Regions from separate parts of the Homo sapiens genome. Here regions 2, 3, 4 and 5 are each linked to region 1. Evidence: chromatin contacts called from ENCODE Hi-C or POLR2A ChIA-PET data. All regions are on one chromosome and are shown on one strand. Each heading gives the region's core, a stretch centred on a gene start or an enhancer-like site at or near the end of the contact. The rest is flanking DNA. Distances are from core to core; before and after follow the strand shown.

Region 1 (2,700 bases), core at 26-2,525:
TAAAGGGCAAATTAATTTCCTCAAAAGTAATCTCTGTTCACTTTATCCCATACCAGATGCTTATTTTCATTTCATATCCTAAAAGTTAGATTGGCACTTACATGCCAACTTAAAATACCTTTAAGTCTTTAAAATTTATAGTATTTTAGAATTTATCATAGTGAAACATGTACAGTCTGTTAGTCCCCAAGACAATAAAATAAGGATGATAGTGACTGATACTCCATTCCCTTCCGATGTAATGACAAACACGTAGAAACACTGTGTTTCATTTATTGGAATTATTTGGATCCAAAGGATTGCTTTTAATACCTTAACAAAATAGGTCATTAAAAAAAATCAAGTGCCTTTCAGTATTCTTCCAAGTTTCAATAACTGATCTTTTCCATTAAAAAACTTTTGATTCATTATTCCAAATCAACATATCATCTAAATATTTACACATAGTTAGATGTAGCTTTTCCCTAACCTACTCCCTTTTATTTATTAGTACTCATTTACATCTTAGTTTGCCACATTTACAGTTCTTTGAAAGTTTCATCTAATATTCACCAGACCATTCACCTCACAATTTTCCTCCCTCTTTCTAAATAGGTGAATTTGTTTACTGCAAAATCGATGGCTACGCTATTAAAGGTTACTATCACGATTTTAAAAGACATGATCACCATCATTTACCAAGATTCTTACCACAAGGAAATGATCACAAGGTTGGACAAACAGGCTCCAACTCTTAAGGGAAAGGGCTTGCAGTTAGATCACACAGGGCGGGCAGGGAAGCAAGCGGGGAGGGGTAGGTCGGAAAAGGCAGTGCTTGATTCAATTCAACATTCACTGCGCCACTTACCAAGAGCCAGAAAAAGAAAAAAAAAAAAAAAAAAAGCCAACCAGCTGGGCGTTATTTCGAGCACGGGGCCCTGCAGGTGGGCCTGTGGGCGGGGACCCGGCGCCCGGGAGGGAAGGGGCTGGCTCAGAGACTATAGACGGGCGGGGACCGCCCCGGCCCGGGCCTCCAGCGCCCGGCGCCCGCACACTCGCCAGCCCAGCTGCCGGCACGCCGGCCAGCCAGCCGCTGCCGCTTACCAGTGGCGCCTCGCTGACTCCCCGGGGGCAGCTCTTCAACGGTTCCCGCAGTCAGAGCACCACCCCGCGGTGGGGTACCTCCAGCCCGCCCGCAGCTCTCGGTCCCCGCCGCGCCGCCACTCTCGCGAGAAGCCAGGAAGTCCGCGAAGTGGGGGGAGGAGGAGCAGGGAGGGGCACTTAACGGTGGTGGCTGGTTCTGCGCCGGATCCGGGAGAGGGGCGGGCGCCATTGTGCTTCGCTGCCGACTGCATTTCCTCAGTCACGGGCCTAGAACTCCAAGGAGAAAGGCGGCGGTGCGTGTTGCTGCGAGTGGGACGCGCACTGGTCGGTGCCGGCTCAGGAGCCGGGGTAATGAGCTGCGGAGCTAGTTCTTCTCCGTCTTGGGCGCTAGTTCGGGACCAGGCCGCGAGTGGGGGAGGGGAGGAAACGAAGAGGCCTGGGGACGCGGAGGCCGCTTCCTCTCAGGATGAGGTGGAGAAGCTTGGTCCGGGGCCACCGGGGCCAAGGGGCCACAGCGCAGGCCTCCCTTGCCAGGGGCCTTTGGTCGGGTGGTGGAGTTTGTGGCGGGTGCAGGGGACAGATTGTGTGTCTTCCTCAGGGACGTGTGGCGGGTGACGGGAAGAAGCCTGAGCCCTCCTTTGGCGCGGGGCGGCCTCCTCTTGGGCCGTGGGGCGGGGGGTCTTCGGAGCCCTGCGGGCCGCGGGTGTCGCGCGTGAGCTCGCCGGTGAGCGCGGGGCAAAGGCGGGCAGGGCTCCGGCTCGGCCAGCCCGGCCTCGAGTCGAAGTGACTTCGGTAGCCCCTTAGATTCGGCCAAGATTGTCTTATTGGTAACGTCAGTTTTTGAATATCGTGACGCCCTGAGAGTTATTTTTGTGTTGTGGTGAATTGTGGGTTCTGCAACTCGAAGTAGGTGATTGTATTAAAAATGGACCTGTTGGCCTAAGAAGTAAAAATATAGAAGGCGCCGGGAGTAGGAAACTCCCTCATTTTGGTGAAACTGCGTATTGAAGATGTGTGTCCACCCCCTCACCCCAAAATGCTGCACTTAATACTTTTTCTCAAGTACCAAAGTAAATATATTGGGAAAGTCTATCTGGGTAATAAATTCGTCACGACTAATGTTGTTTGTTACTATTAGTTAAATGTGTGAAAACTGAAATTTGGCGAGGTTTTCTCCCCCATTTTGTAGGATTGATTAGCTATTTTTCTGATTACATGTTATTTTAAATCTCCACCTTTCTGTCCAGAACCAAGATGTAGGATTAAAGATGAATTTTCGATTTAAAAATCCAATAGTATACAGTTATTAAGAAGGCACACATGTAGTGTAACTAGATCTTTTACTTGAGGTAGCAAAAAGTTTGTTTGAGAAATGAGGTCAGTATAATATTTTTATTTAACAGCTCTACAGCATTTTGGGAGACAGGACTGGTGCATGAGGCAGTAGCACCAGACTCAGAAGACCTGGGTTTGAGTCTTGATTTTTGCCATAGTTATTTAAGTTCACGAGATTGTCTCAGAAACATGGCAGTTAATTTCTAGAGAGGATTAAATTTGCTGAGGTGGTGTGTGAAGCAGTCACTAGGGGACATAATACTAGTCTTGGTTTTTTTCCAA
Region 2 (2,700 bases), core at 60-2,559, 1.5 Mb after region 1:
TCCATTTGCAGCTGTTAAATAGCTCTACCCGCCAGTGATAAAGGGGCATCCTGTGTGGGTGTACTCAGACCTCTTCAAGCAACTGGCTTAAAAGGAAGGCTAGCTCACTGGGGATCCAAAGTATCAGTAAGGGTGATAAAGCTTGCTTGAAAAAGCTCTCTCTAACTGGGGCTGGGGAAGCAATGCAAGCAGCAGGCTTTCTCCAGAAAGCAGCTTTCTAACTCCTCACCCTCTCACACACACTTCAATATACAAAGACCCACTGTTTTGTTGCGTTTTTCCTGAGGTTTTACCTTTGGCACTGCAAAAGCCTTTTCTTTCAGCATCTGCAAGACCCTATTGGATGAGATCTATTTCTAGGTTAAAGCCTTTGATACATTTCAAAGCAGACTTTGCCTTTAAAGTTCTCAACTCAACTCTTTTTTTTTTTTCAAAATATACTAAATACCAATGGGTAACGTGGCTCTATAGTCAAGGTTTAGAAAAAATATATGCACTAATGCCGACATGGGAACCACTGTAACTGACATTCCACTTGCAGACATGCTAGGGTACGCTCTACCGGCTAGGGAGGGAGGGTTTCTGTGGGCCAGACCCAGTCAGCCAACCTTAGGAAAGGAACCCGGCTCCATTTCCTAGTGAAGTGGCAACAATGACTGTCATTTCCTCCTCAAATATAATGTAAGGACATTTCCAAGTCGCTTCAGTCATTTCTTCCTCCTCCACCCTACCATGTGCTTACAAAAGTATGCTGTAGGAGAAACTCAATTTCTTTTTCCAGGCAAGGTTCCATTAAACATGTCCCCAATAACCTGATTACATCAGACAATGAGCCTTCCTTCTTATATGATTTCTTCAGCAGAATGTTTTTTAGTTAGAATTGCCAGATTTAGCCAATAAAAATACAGGATGCCCAGTTAAATTTTTTGAATTTCAGGTAGATAACAATTTTTTACTCTAAGAATGCCCCATGCAATATTTGGCAACCCTATTTTTAACATCACATAGACTATATAAATATGAAGCTGAATCTTAGCAGATTCTCTCCTAGTTTGGGGCTGGGGAAGTGGTTAGGTGTGGAGCTAATATTTACTCTTTTTCCGCCCGTAATTTTCTTTCTTCCGTTCTCCTTCCGCAAGGAACGTCTTGGGGCTTCTCGAACATCTCTCAGCATTTACTGTACGCCCCCCTCCCCTCGCTTTTGCTGATAAAATGGTTGGTGTTGTGTTTAAAGTGTTTATAAAGTCTCCTCCGTGATAACGCGAGCGTTTAAGAGAGAGAATTCTAGGCACACCTCTTCCTCCCCTCCAGAGTGCCCCGGCGTCTTTCTAGCCTCCGCCTCCAGGCGGGTGAGGAGGTGACACCTGAGAATTCCTCCCTCTCACCCCTGACCCTGCCGGAAAGCGAAACTGAGATGCGGGCATTGGGCCCTGGGAAGCGTGGGGAAGGGGAAAGGAGAAAGCCAGGTGGGTTTTTAGGTCCCTTCCAGTGCCACACTGCGGGGCGTTGAGGGGCCGCTCGAGGCAGGCCCTTCCATGAGGCCTGGACTGGAGGCCTTCTCTAGCCGCCGGCGCTGGCCTGGGCCGCCTGCCGCCACGCAGGGGCCGCGCGCCTGGGCCCCAGGGCCCCTTTGCCGGCGGGAGGCCGGGGGGACCGACTGCTCTTGGCGCCCGGGGTCGGGGGAGGCCGGGAAACCTCGGCTCCCGGGCGACAGGCACCCAGGCCCTTCTCAGCCCCCCGGCCGCGGCCGCGCCGGGCCTCGCTTCAGCCGGGCGATTCTTCCCCTCATTTGTTGCATTGTTTGCATTAATATGAATATCTTGTTCTGTTTGTTTTGTCTCCTGAGAGCCAATAAAGCTGTGAGTTTTTTCATTACACCAAATGCAGCTCTACGGGCGATCAATCAATGGGTAGTCTTCGGATAATCTGTGAGAGTGAGAAATCTAATAAAGCTAGCGACTAAAAAAGGAAAACAAAATCTATTTTTCTCTTAGGTTAACTACGTCAGGATTAATGTGTTCCACTTCTGCTGCCTGAGGTGGGTTTAACTCTTGTTCTTTCCCCCCCACCCACCCCAACAAATTGATTTAAATGTCAAGATGGGAGGGGAAGAGGGCTGAGGAAAGAAAGAGAAAAGAAAAGGGATGTTTAGGAGCTTCTTAAATTTTCTGATGGTTGGCCGATTCTTTCAAGAAGAGGAAAGACAATACTTTCTAACGTCCCAGAAAATCAGAGAAATGGAGGATTCTAACAAAATGTAGTTTGGCAAAGAGGCCCTTCCTCAGTTTTCCGAACAGACAGGAAATGTAAATTGATAATGACGTAAATAAGTGATGATAATAAATCAAGTTATTATTAGTGCCCCCTGCCCCATCACTTGTTTGCTTTTGCTAGATGCTAAACTTAACTCCTCAAATGCATTTTTTGGAAGGCCCCTCAACCATCCTGAGCAATGCAGGAAATAAGAGAAAGATCATCTGCCTGGGCTGCTGCAGTTCTCCTCACAGCACAATGCAACCAAAATCATTTATAAACAGACAAAAATAACAATCTGAATTATCTAACATTAGCAGTTGAACTGAAGAGCCCAAGATTATGTGATGAATTGTTAAATTGCAGTAGCATTGTTTTGGATTGCTAATTAAAAAAAATAAGCAAACCCCATGACTCTAGATATGACAACTGAAAATACCCACAAAT
Region 3 (2,700 bases), core at 130-2,629, 1.6 Mb after region 1:
CTGTAGCCCTAGCTACCTAGGAGGCTGAAGTGGGAGGGTTGCCTGAGCCCGGGGACGGGATGTTGCAGTGAGCCCAGATGGCGCCACTGCACTCCAGCCTGCGTGACAAAGCAAGACCCTAACTCAAAAATGCATTAATAAATAAATACATATAAAATAAAATAAAATAAAAAAGAAGTGAGGAAGGTCTGAGTTAAGGCCAAAGTGGGGAGTATTTAGAAGGGGAAGTGGTGGATTGGAAAAGCTGTTATGGAGATTACACATTTCATGGTTTCTACAGTGGGGAGAGATGAAAAAGAGGCAAGTGTTCATACTCTTAAGTTTCTGATTAGGAAAATTATTTGGAGGACGGGGCTACTCACCCCCTCCTCCCATAAAAAATGAATAGAGAGGCATAGGTTTGGGGGGGAAGCATAAAGATGTGGATCCAAATATTACCTATGAGTAAAATAATCTTTGTGTTTTTAAAGGTATTAATATCTTAAAGCAATTGTGCTACTCAAATCACAGTTTGGATCCAGGCGCTGTAATCTTTCCTCACCCTCTGTCCAGTAGATTCATCACCATTCTCGATTTAGGAATGCTTTAAAGATGCTTGTTATTTGGAACATATTTGAGAAAGTGACAGGAACGTGGCAAACAAGCTGCCTTAAACAGAGACTGTACCTAGACCTAGAGTGTAATATCAACTTGTCAAGTATATCTTCTGCAACTTTGCTTTTTGAAAGCCTAGCACAAAGTAGATCATGAGTAAAATGTGATTGCCGATAATTACATGGAGAAATGTGAATAAATGACTCTTTAAACCCTGTAAACTAAACTCGGCTTAAAATAGGTGGTTTGAACATTTGGGAAACCTTAGTTTTCCCTGAAATCCAATCCTTGCAAAGCAATAATGACAAGAGGTGGATAAAGCGGACTTACAGAAAAGGGCGTCTTACCGGTCCCCTCTAATCACACCATCCCCCCTCTTTTAAAAAAATTTTCTTCTCAGATAACCAAGTTAAATCTAGCTCAAATGAACCTTTTAGTTTTTGAGGAGGGCAATAATAGTAGTGAACACCAAAACGAAAGGGGATCTGGGCTTCAAAATACTAACAGTTCTATTTCCTAGCCAGTCGTCTCCCGGGCTGGATGTGCCGCCGTCCCAGATCTCAGCGGCGGCCGCAGAGCGCAGAGGTAGGGAGAGAAAAAGGAGGCGTCGGCGGGGCGCGAGCGACCAGGGCGCTAAGTGCCGCCTCACAGTCCTGCCAGAGACAGGAGACGCCGGGCCGCCCGCGCCGTCTGTCCCAAGAGCTCCTCCTGGACATCCGCTTGACTCTCCGTCGTCTCCAATTGGCCGTCGGGGAACGGAAGCCGAAGCAAACTAGTGAACCCGGAAGTGCTTCGCGGCGGAGGCCCGGGCAACTCTTTTGAATGGAATCGGGCTGATTCATCGCCGGTTTGCAGACAGAGCCGCGTCGGGTGTGCGCCGCTGCTGCTGTTGCCTCTGTCTTCGCGTCACCACAGAGGCAAGACAAGGGTCCATATCGCGGCATCCGGCTCCCGCCCGTCTTCAGGTAAGACCCAGAAGGCAGGCCTGGGAGGTCTGGGGAGGCAGCCGTGCTAGGCCGCCGCCAGCCCCGTGCTTTCCTGAGTCACGTTGCCCAGCTGAGTTGCCACAGGAGGCCTGGGCCGCGAGGGAGGAGCCCGGCCTCCTTCATTCTCTTCGCCTGCTCTCAGGGCTCTCTGGCAGGGTCAGGTCTGGATGTCGCCTCCTTTCTCCATTCTTTTCTGTTTGGCCGAATTCACATCATGGGAACCTCTTCCATCTATATAGAGAGAATCCTTGTTTATGGCCTGTTTGTCTGTGCTCTATCCATAGTTGTTAACCGGTCTGCTTTGAAGTTTTTCAAAGCAGACCGGGAAAACAAGGGAGAGAGAGTAGAATTAACTTTCCCATTGAATACGTTTGTTTTATCTCTTGTCCTTCCTGTAAGCCTTAACCCTTTTTCTGTTAGTGTTAGGTTTTCAGCTCCCTCCAAAAAGTAAACAAAAGTCCTGCAGATACACTGCTTTTGGACCTTGAATATCTTAAAAACAAAGTGTGCTACTATGGCTGTTAACTTACTTTCAATATCATACTAATTGAGTAATTGTTGGTAAATTGATTACATTTCTCGTTTTAAGTAAAGTAGAAATCTGCTACCGTATGTTACATCTTGCAACTTAATTTTCCTGGGGATGTAGCTCTGTGTCTGTCAAAAGAAAAAGAATGTAAACTTTTGAGTCTATAAACCTAGTGACTGAAGGAAAAATTCTCGAGAAAATAAATGGTAATATAAGTTGATAAAATATTATGGAAAGGCAGGGGAAAGGGTTTAAAAATGAGCATAAAATAGAGTTATAGTGTGAAAGTGATTTTGTTCCACTGGTCACAAGTGTTTTTTTAGTGCTTCTGACTTAATGTGTTTGAGAAAAGCAGCAAGACATGCACTGATACTGTAGAAATAACAAAAACATGAACACAGTTTTAGTGGAGATGATTAATATAATGGTGGCCTTCCTGTCACGTAAGGCTACCTACCAGCTGACTCATTTGAAGTTTAGAGGTTAAGATATATAGTGGTTCTGAATTAACTACAGTTAAGGTGTGTTTAGTGAAGTGCTATTTAGTGAAAAAGGCTAAATGTTGTCTTGAATTTGTCCCTAAATCTTGCC
Region 4 (2,700 bases), core at 66-2,565, 1.4 Mb after region 1:
TGACTCATAAAATTTCATTGCCCCAGAGTGAAAAAAAGAAATATCACAGTTAGGCAACATTTTCAGCAGATGCCCCTAAAATACTTCTAACTTTAAAATAGTTCTTCAAATCTTCTTGAAGTGCTTCCTATTCATTTATAGTTCTCTTATTTTATTGATGTCTTTCTTACCACTGTCCTACAGGATTAGGAGTGAATCCAGGAGCAGAAGAAATTGAGAAAAACTGAATGTCAGGTTCACTATGCCCTGCTTAGCCTCATCCAACTCAAACTTGCTATCCATGTAGTCAGATGGGGTAAGCTGGGGGATAAAATGAGAAATAGAAATGGATCCATTTTAATCATATTCCTCTCCTCTACCTTTGTGAAAAGCAGTCTACAAGATACCCCTCTTACATTTAATGTTTTAACATTATTTTTAAAATCTCAAAAGGAAAATAACACTGAGTATTTCACACAGGAGAAACTGAAGAAAACTCCAGGCATGAAGACTTTATACTCAAGTAAAAGAGGAGAACAAAGGCCAAATCTGTCCACAGTGACATTTTGTTAGCTGGCGTGCCTTTCAACAGAGTTTCATTCTCCAGTTTGCCACAATCCCCATCACTACTTATATTGTATAAGCCGCTTCACACTTCACATTCACCTTACCTATTAGTTCCTGTATGCATTGCAGACTTTGACCCCTGCAAGTGAAGATTTATCTTCATCTACTTTTACACACTCAGCTTTGGCAGAGGTCTTTAAAGTCCATCTTCTAGAACAACCGTCCATTTGATAATTAGATTCTCTAATACATTTCTGGCTAGCTTTTTGCACGTCAGAAACACCAGAAGAACTAAAAATAATAATAAAATAAAAAAATAAAAAAAAATGCCTGAGCCCCATCCCTGACCTACTGAATTAAAATATTGAAGGATGCAGGGGGAGGGGGTTGGGGAGAGTTCTAAGTATCTATGCAGGTGAATCTGATGAGCAGCTAGGGGTTACAAACTATTTATTATATCTAATCATGAAGAACTCACAGTTTTTAGATAACAATGTAAGAAAGTTCTTTCCTCAGGCAAGTCTTAGTGCTCAGACTAGAGATAGAGAAGAGTTACCTGCCTCTCAGCCCTGGGGTGGTTTGACAGTATATCAGAGAGCCTTGTCAAAACTCAGAGGGGTTTGTTATAGAAACGAGCCTTCACTTCTTTCACTGCCTGCCATATGTTTCATTCCCTGCTGGCTCGATTCTGAGAACATTTTCCATATCTATGTCCATGTGAAAGCTAAAGCTACCTATTCGGGTGTTGCAGCTGTCACCAACAATATCCTGGTGATGGGATGAAATAGATTTTGCTTCAGAAACTATGAAAAGAAAGTCGGTGTGCAGAAATGACACATTATGAAACGATGAAGTATAACATCTGGCTCAGAAGTGAGTCAGACAGGTGCCATTAATGAGACAAACAGGAAGCTTCTTTATTAAAAGCAAAGTTAAATTTTGAGGCTATTTTGGACTCTCTCTATATACAGGTCTATTAACCAATTCAGTTGAAATAGCTTTACAGTGGATTTGACCAGATGTTTGGCTGCATTAGCTGAAATCACTGGTTATTATAATATAGCAAAGATTCATCCCACATAATTGCCCACAGGAATTTAATAGCCATAGGTTAAAAAATACATCATTATCGGGCCGGGCGCAGTGGCTCATGCCTGTAATCCCAGCACTTTGGGAGGCCGAGACGGGTGGATCATGAGGTCAGGAGTTCAAGACCAGCCTGGCCAAGATGCTGAAACCCCATCTCTACTAAAAATACAAAAATTAGCTGGTCATGGTGGCACACACCTGTAATCCCAGCTACTCGGGAGGCTGAGGCAGAAGAATCACTTGCACCCGGGAGGCAGAGGTTGAAGTGAGTCAAGATCATGCCACTGCACTCCAGCCTGGGCGACAGAGCAAGACTCTGTCTCAAAAAAAAATCATTATTATACCAGGTCAAAATTGTACAACAGTTTACACCTTTCAAAGCACTCGCTCACAAATAATCTCATGGAAACTTTAAAGAAACCCTTTTGTCAGGTGATAATAAACCCATATAACAAATGAAGAAACAGAGACTCCTGTCCCATGACTTGCCCAAACTTATTCAAGTAGGATCACAGCTGCACAGACCCCACATTCTCCAAACCTAAGGTCAAGGCTCAAGCTCTGAGGATCTTCAGGATTTTAAACTACAAGAGGAAGCTTTAAGAAACAAACAAACAGAAACCTTAACCAATATAAACCTAACCACGATTCTGGAAAACCAGGGGCTGAACAGGAAGAAATGTAGGAAAGAAAAATGTGAGAAACATCTAGCCCTGGATGCCAAGGCTGCAGACTTGCTAGTTTTCAGACTGAATCCTAACATACTGCTGGTACATACACATCTGCAAGCTATTCCCAGGCCCATCAACAGCTCCCTATCAAAGTCACAGGTGTAGGGTAGAAAACAGCAGAATGAAACCACCTTATGGTTGTGCAGCACTTTAATCATCTACACAAAAGAGATAAGACACATTTCCCTGCCACATAAATATTGGCTAAGGAACACTGAGGCACAGGAATATTTTGAGAAGGAACATATGAAATGTAGCTGAAAGGGCTTTCTGAACATCAGCCCCCACGGTGCTTCCTGACAGTCAATCATGATAGGGGATGGAACCGAGAGGT
Region 5 (2,700 bases), core at 178-2,677, 1.4 Mb after region 1:
ACATTCTTAAGCATTGATATAAGCACTTTATGTGCTTTAACATATTTTTATCTTCACAACCAAAGAAATAAATAATCTTATTATTCCTTTTTTTTAATGAGAAAATTGAGACACAAAGGTTACACAACTTGCCTCAGGTCACAGAGCTGGGAAGCAGTGGAGCTGGTAGGACAGAAATTAGTCAATGATTCTTTTATTCCGTGACTTCTTCCTTCTTCAGGTCTTACTTTTGATTTGCTTTTTGATTAAAGATTTTCTCAAAACAGTGCTAACACATTTAACAATGTGTTAAAACTGCTTGGGTTCTAATCCTGACTCTACCACTTGCCAACTGGGTATCCTTAGAAGTCACACTCTGTAAAGCAGAAACGGTCATAGTACCAATCTCATAGTGTTAATGTGAGAAATAAATCATGTAATAATGTACAGCATTTTTAATATTAGGTGCCATGTAAATGTTTGCTTTTGTTATTGTTCTGTTATTATGTATGGTTTATTTTCTAAGCTGCCCAATATGGAAAAAATCGTGACTTTCTTAGAGCTCTGTTGTGTGGTAGTTGAGTTAAAATATGAAAGACACTTAAAACAATGCCAGGCCAGGCGTGGTCGTTCCTGCCTGTAATCCCAGCACTTTAGGAGGCTGAGGCGATCACCTGAAGTCAGGAGTTTGAGTCCAGCCTGGGCAACATGGCAAAATCCCATCTCTACTAAAAATACAAAAATTAGCTGGGCATGGTGGCAGCCGTCTGTAATCCCAGGTACTCGGGAGGCTGAGGCAGGAGAGTCGCTTTAACTCGGGAGGCAGAGGTTGCAGTGAGCCAAGATCGCGCCACTACACTCCAGCCTGGGTGACAGAGCTCCATCTCAAAACAAACAAACAAACTTTGTATGTCCGTGTGTCAGTGGGGCTCATTCCAACATTTTGCCCCAGCACACTGAGGCGTGAGGCACGCTTCCAGAAGTAGCAGGGGCTACTGGGATATTTTGAGAGTATTTAAATAGTGAGCAGAAGGAACAGATAAGGGGAGAAAGTAGAGAATTAAACATGAGAGAGAACAAAAGAACAATGAAAAGTGTGAGGCCTTGGAAGAACTGTGAGAAATGGAATTCAAAGGGTTATTAAGGAATTAACCTCAGGAAGGAAAAGGAGCACATATTCGTGTGTAATACAGGGTAACAAAGAATGACTAGTGAGAATGAAGATGTTTACAGATTAGTTGGCAGAACTGGGGGAAATTTCTCTCTGGTGACCTCAATTTTCCCTATAAAATAGGAAGTGAAGTCATCTGTTGGACATAGTGAGAGCCAAATTTTGAAGAGAGAATAGAGGAAGTTTGAAATAGTAGCTGCAGAGAAGGGAAGAGATAATGGGACAGGCTTGAAGACCTAAATGACTTTACAATGGTTCAGAACACATGATGTGGCTGTGCGGTTTCCTTTAACACTGCTCAGAAATACTGTATGAGTTCAGGGAAAACAGCTGGGTTGGGGTTTTGCGAGGCTGTCACTATGGAAGGAAATACAGGTTTAAAGATACTGACAAAACAAAGGATGAAGTGATAAACCACAATGTCTAGATTCAGTTGACAAGGAAGATGACGGGGGAGTTGGGAGCAAGAAGTGGGGTTTATTTGGGGACACAGGTGACATTGAAGGATTGGGTGGCAGTAGCCAAATGTGAAGGTCACAAGGCAGTATAACTATGGTCAGAGATTTCCCAACAGTACAGATTTGAATGTAATATTTCAGAAGGTTCTGGATCATGACAGCATCAGGGTGCTGCCCTGGGAGGAGGGGCTGAAGAGAAACACAGTAAAAGTCCCTAGAGATGAGAAAATAAAGAAACTGAGAGGCCAAGCAATTGGATGGTATATTAGTTTGCTAGGGCTTCCCAAGTGCCACAGACTGGGTGGCTTAAACCACAGAAATTCATTTCCTCACAGTTGTGGAGGCTGGCACTCTGAGATCAAGGCGTGAGCAAGGTCTTTCTTCAGAGGCTTGTCTTGGCTTGTCGGTAGCCGTATTCTCCCTGTGCCTTTAAGTGTTCTTTCTTCTCTGTCTGTGAACTAATCTTCCCTTACAAGGACATGGGTCATATTGGATTGAGACCAATCTCCAAAGACTTCATTTAACCTTCATTAACTCTTTAAAGACCCCATTTCCAAATATAGTCATATCCTGGGGCAATAGAACTTAGGACTTCAACATATGAATGGGGATGGAGCTGAAAACACAATTTAGCCCACAACAGAATGGTCATTCAGGAAGAGACAGAGGGCACCCAGAATGGTGGTAAAATGGGTAGAGATGATGAGGGGAAATGAGGTACCCAACTCTTCAGTGTTTAAGGTGGCTAATTAGCTTGTTGCTGTTTCATAGAGTTTGTGTATTCCTCCATATTATTTAGGATTCCAAGCCATTTTTTTGTGCAGTATTTTTTTCATAGACCCATAACCCATGTCAGTTTTTTTGTTGTAGTGTCAATTTTTGTCTTTTACCAAAGACAGGGATTGTGGCTTGTACAACCCTATCCATTCAGCTAAGTGTGAGCCCCTCATTGACTGTGTAGCTGGAAATCTGGCTAAAATGACAAGTACCTGGACAAACATTCGTCATATATGACAGCATAAGACTAACAGAGAATCCACTCTCACTCCACCCCACTCTCACTCCATGGCTAGATTCTCTGACACACTGAAC

The links. Hi-C counts contacts between places; a loop is a spot of excess contacts on that map. ChIA-PET counts read pairs that join two places held with the same protein, here RNA polymerase II (POLR2A). Pooled maps may share reads with other maps.
Region 2: a map of CD4-positive, alpha-beta memory T cell shows a loop between it and region 1 (19-fold over the local background). The contact joins the promoter of LINC01806 here to the promoter of MARCHF7 in region 1. A Hi-C loop is called at or near these places in 2 of 168 maps with a recorded cell type or tissue (CD4-positive, alpha-beta memory T cell and naive thymus-derived CD4-positive, alpha-beta T cell) and 7 of 50 pooled maps. POLR2A ChIA-PET finds 5 or more read pairs at or near these places in 1 of 52 experiments (CD4-positive, alpha-beta T cell).
Region 3: a loop to region 1 is called in a map of CD8-positive, alpha-beta T cell, with 10 times the contacts of the local background. The contact joins the promoter of PSMD14 here to the promoter of MARCHF7 in region 1. A Hi-C loop is called at or near these places in 3 of 168 maps with a recorded cell type or tissue (CD8-positive, alpha-beta T cell and naive thymus-derived CD4-positive, alpha-beta T cell) and 13 of 50 pooled maps.
Region 4: a loop to region 1 is called in a pooled map, with 4 times the contacts of the local background. The contact joins the enhancer-like site here to the promoter of MARCHF7 in region 1. A Hi-C loop is called at or near these places in 1 of 37 single-sample maps with no recorded cell type and 2 of 50 pooled maps. POLR2A ChIA-PET finds 5 or more read pairs at or near these places in 1 of 52 experiments (activated B cell).
Region 5: a map with no recorded cell type shows a loop between it and region 1 (7-fold over the local background). The contact joins the enhancer-like site here to the promoter of MARCHF7 in region 1. A Hi-C loop is called at or near these places in 1 of 168 maps with a recorded cell type or tissue (naive thymus-derived CD4-positive, alpha-beta T cell), 1 of 37 single-sample maps with no recorded cell type and 6 of 50 pooled maps.

Annotation. Positions count from the first base shown.
Region 1 is chr2:159,711,231-159,713,930 of GRCh38, forward strand. MARCHF7 (membrane associated ring-CH-type finger 7) reads left to right here and starts at 1,276. Exons shown (of 12, transcript NM_001282805.2): 1 at 1,276-1,376. It also overlaps a transcript of BAZ2B not described here. RefSeq lists silencers at 725-1,234, 1,755-1,874 and enhancers at 851-1,517, 1,285-1,564.
Region 2 is chr2:161,243,430-161,246,129 of GRCh38, forward strand. LINC01806 (long intergenic non-protein coding RNA 1806) reads left to right here and starts at 1,310. Exons shown (of 2, transcript NR_110164.1): 1 at 1,310-1,466. The region is part of intron 3 of PSMD14-DT (PSMD14 divergent transcript); the gene reads right to left. RefSeq lists enhancers at 1,099-1,158, 1,106-1,606 and a silencer at 1,589-1,698.
Region 3 is chr2:161,307,046-161,309,745 of GRCh38, forward strand. PSMD14 (proteasome 26S subunit, non-ATPase 14) reads left to right here and starts at 1,380. Exons shown (of 12, transcript NM_005805.6): 1 at 1,380-1,559. RefSeq lists an enhancer at 1,248-1,707.
Region 4 is chr2:161,103,001-161,105,700 of GRCh38, forward strand. The region is part of intron 2 of TANK-AS1 (TANK antisense RNA 1); the gene reads right to left. Among named protein-coding and RNA genes, the nearest start is that of TANK-AS1, 56 kb to the right of the region's middle. RefSeq lists a silencer at 1,465-1,534. Within about 2 kb of position 1,316, at least 2 of the 41 ENCODE cell types and tissues checked have a DNase peak (open chromatin) inside an H3K27ac peak, as active enhancers do.
Region 5 is chr2:161,076,229-161,078,928 of GRCh38, forward strand. No RefSeq gene overlaps it. Among named protein-coding and RNA genes, the nearest start is that of TANK-AS1, 83 kb to the right of the region's middle. Within about 2 kb of position 1,428, at least 11 of the 41 ENCODE cell types and tissues checked have a DNase peak (open chromatin) inside an H3K27ac peak, as active enhancers do.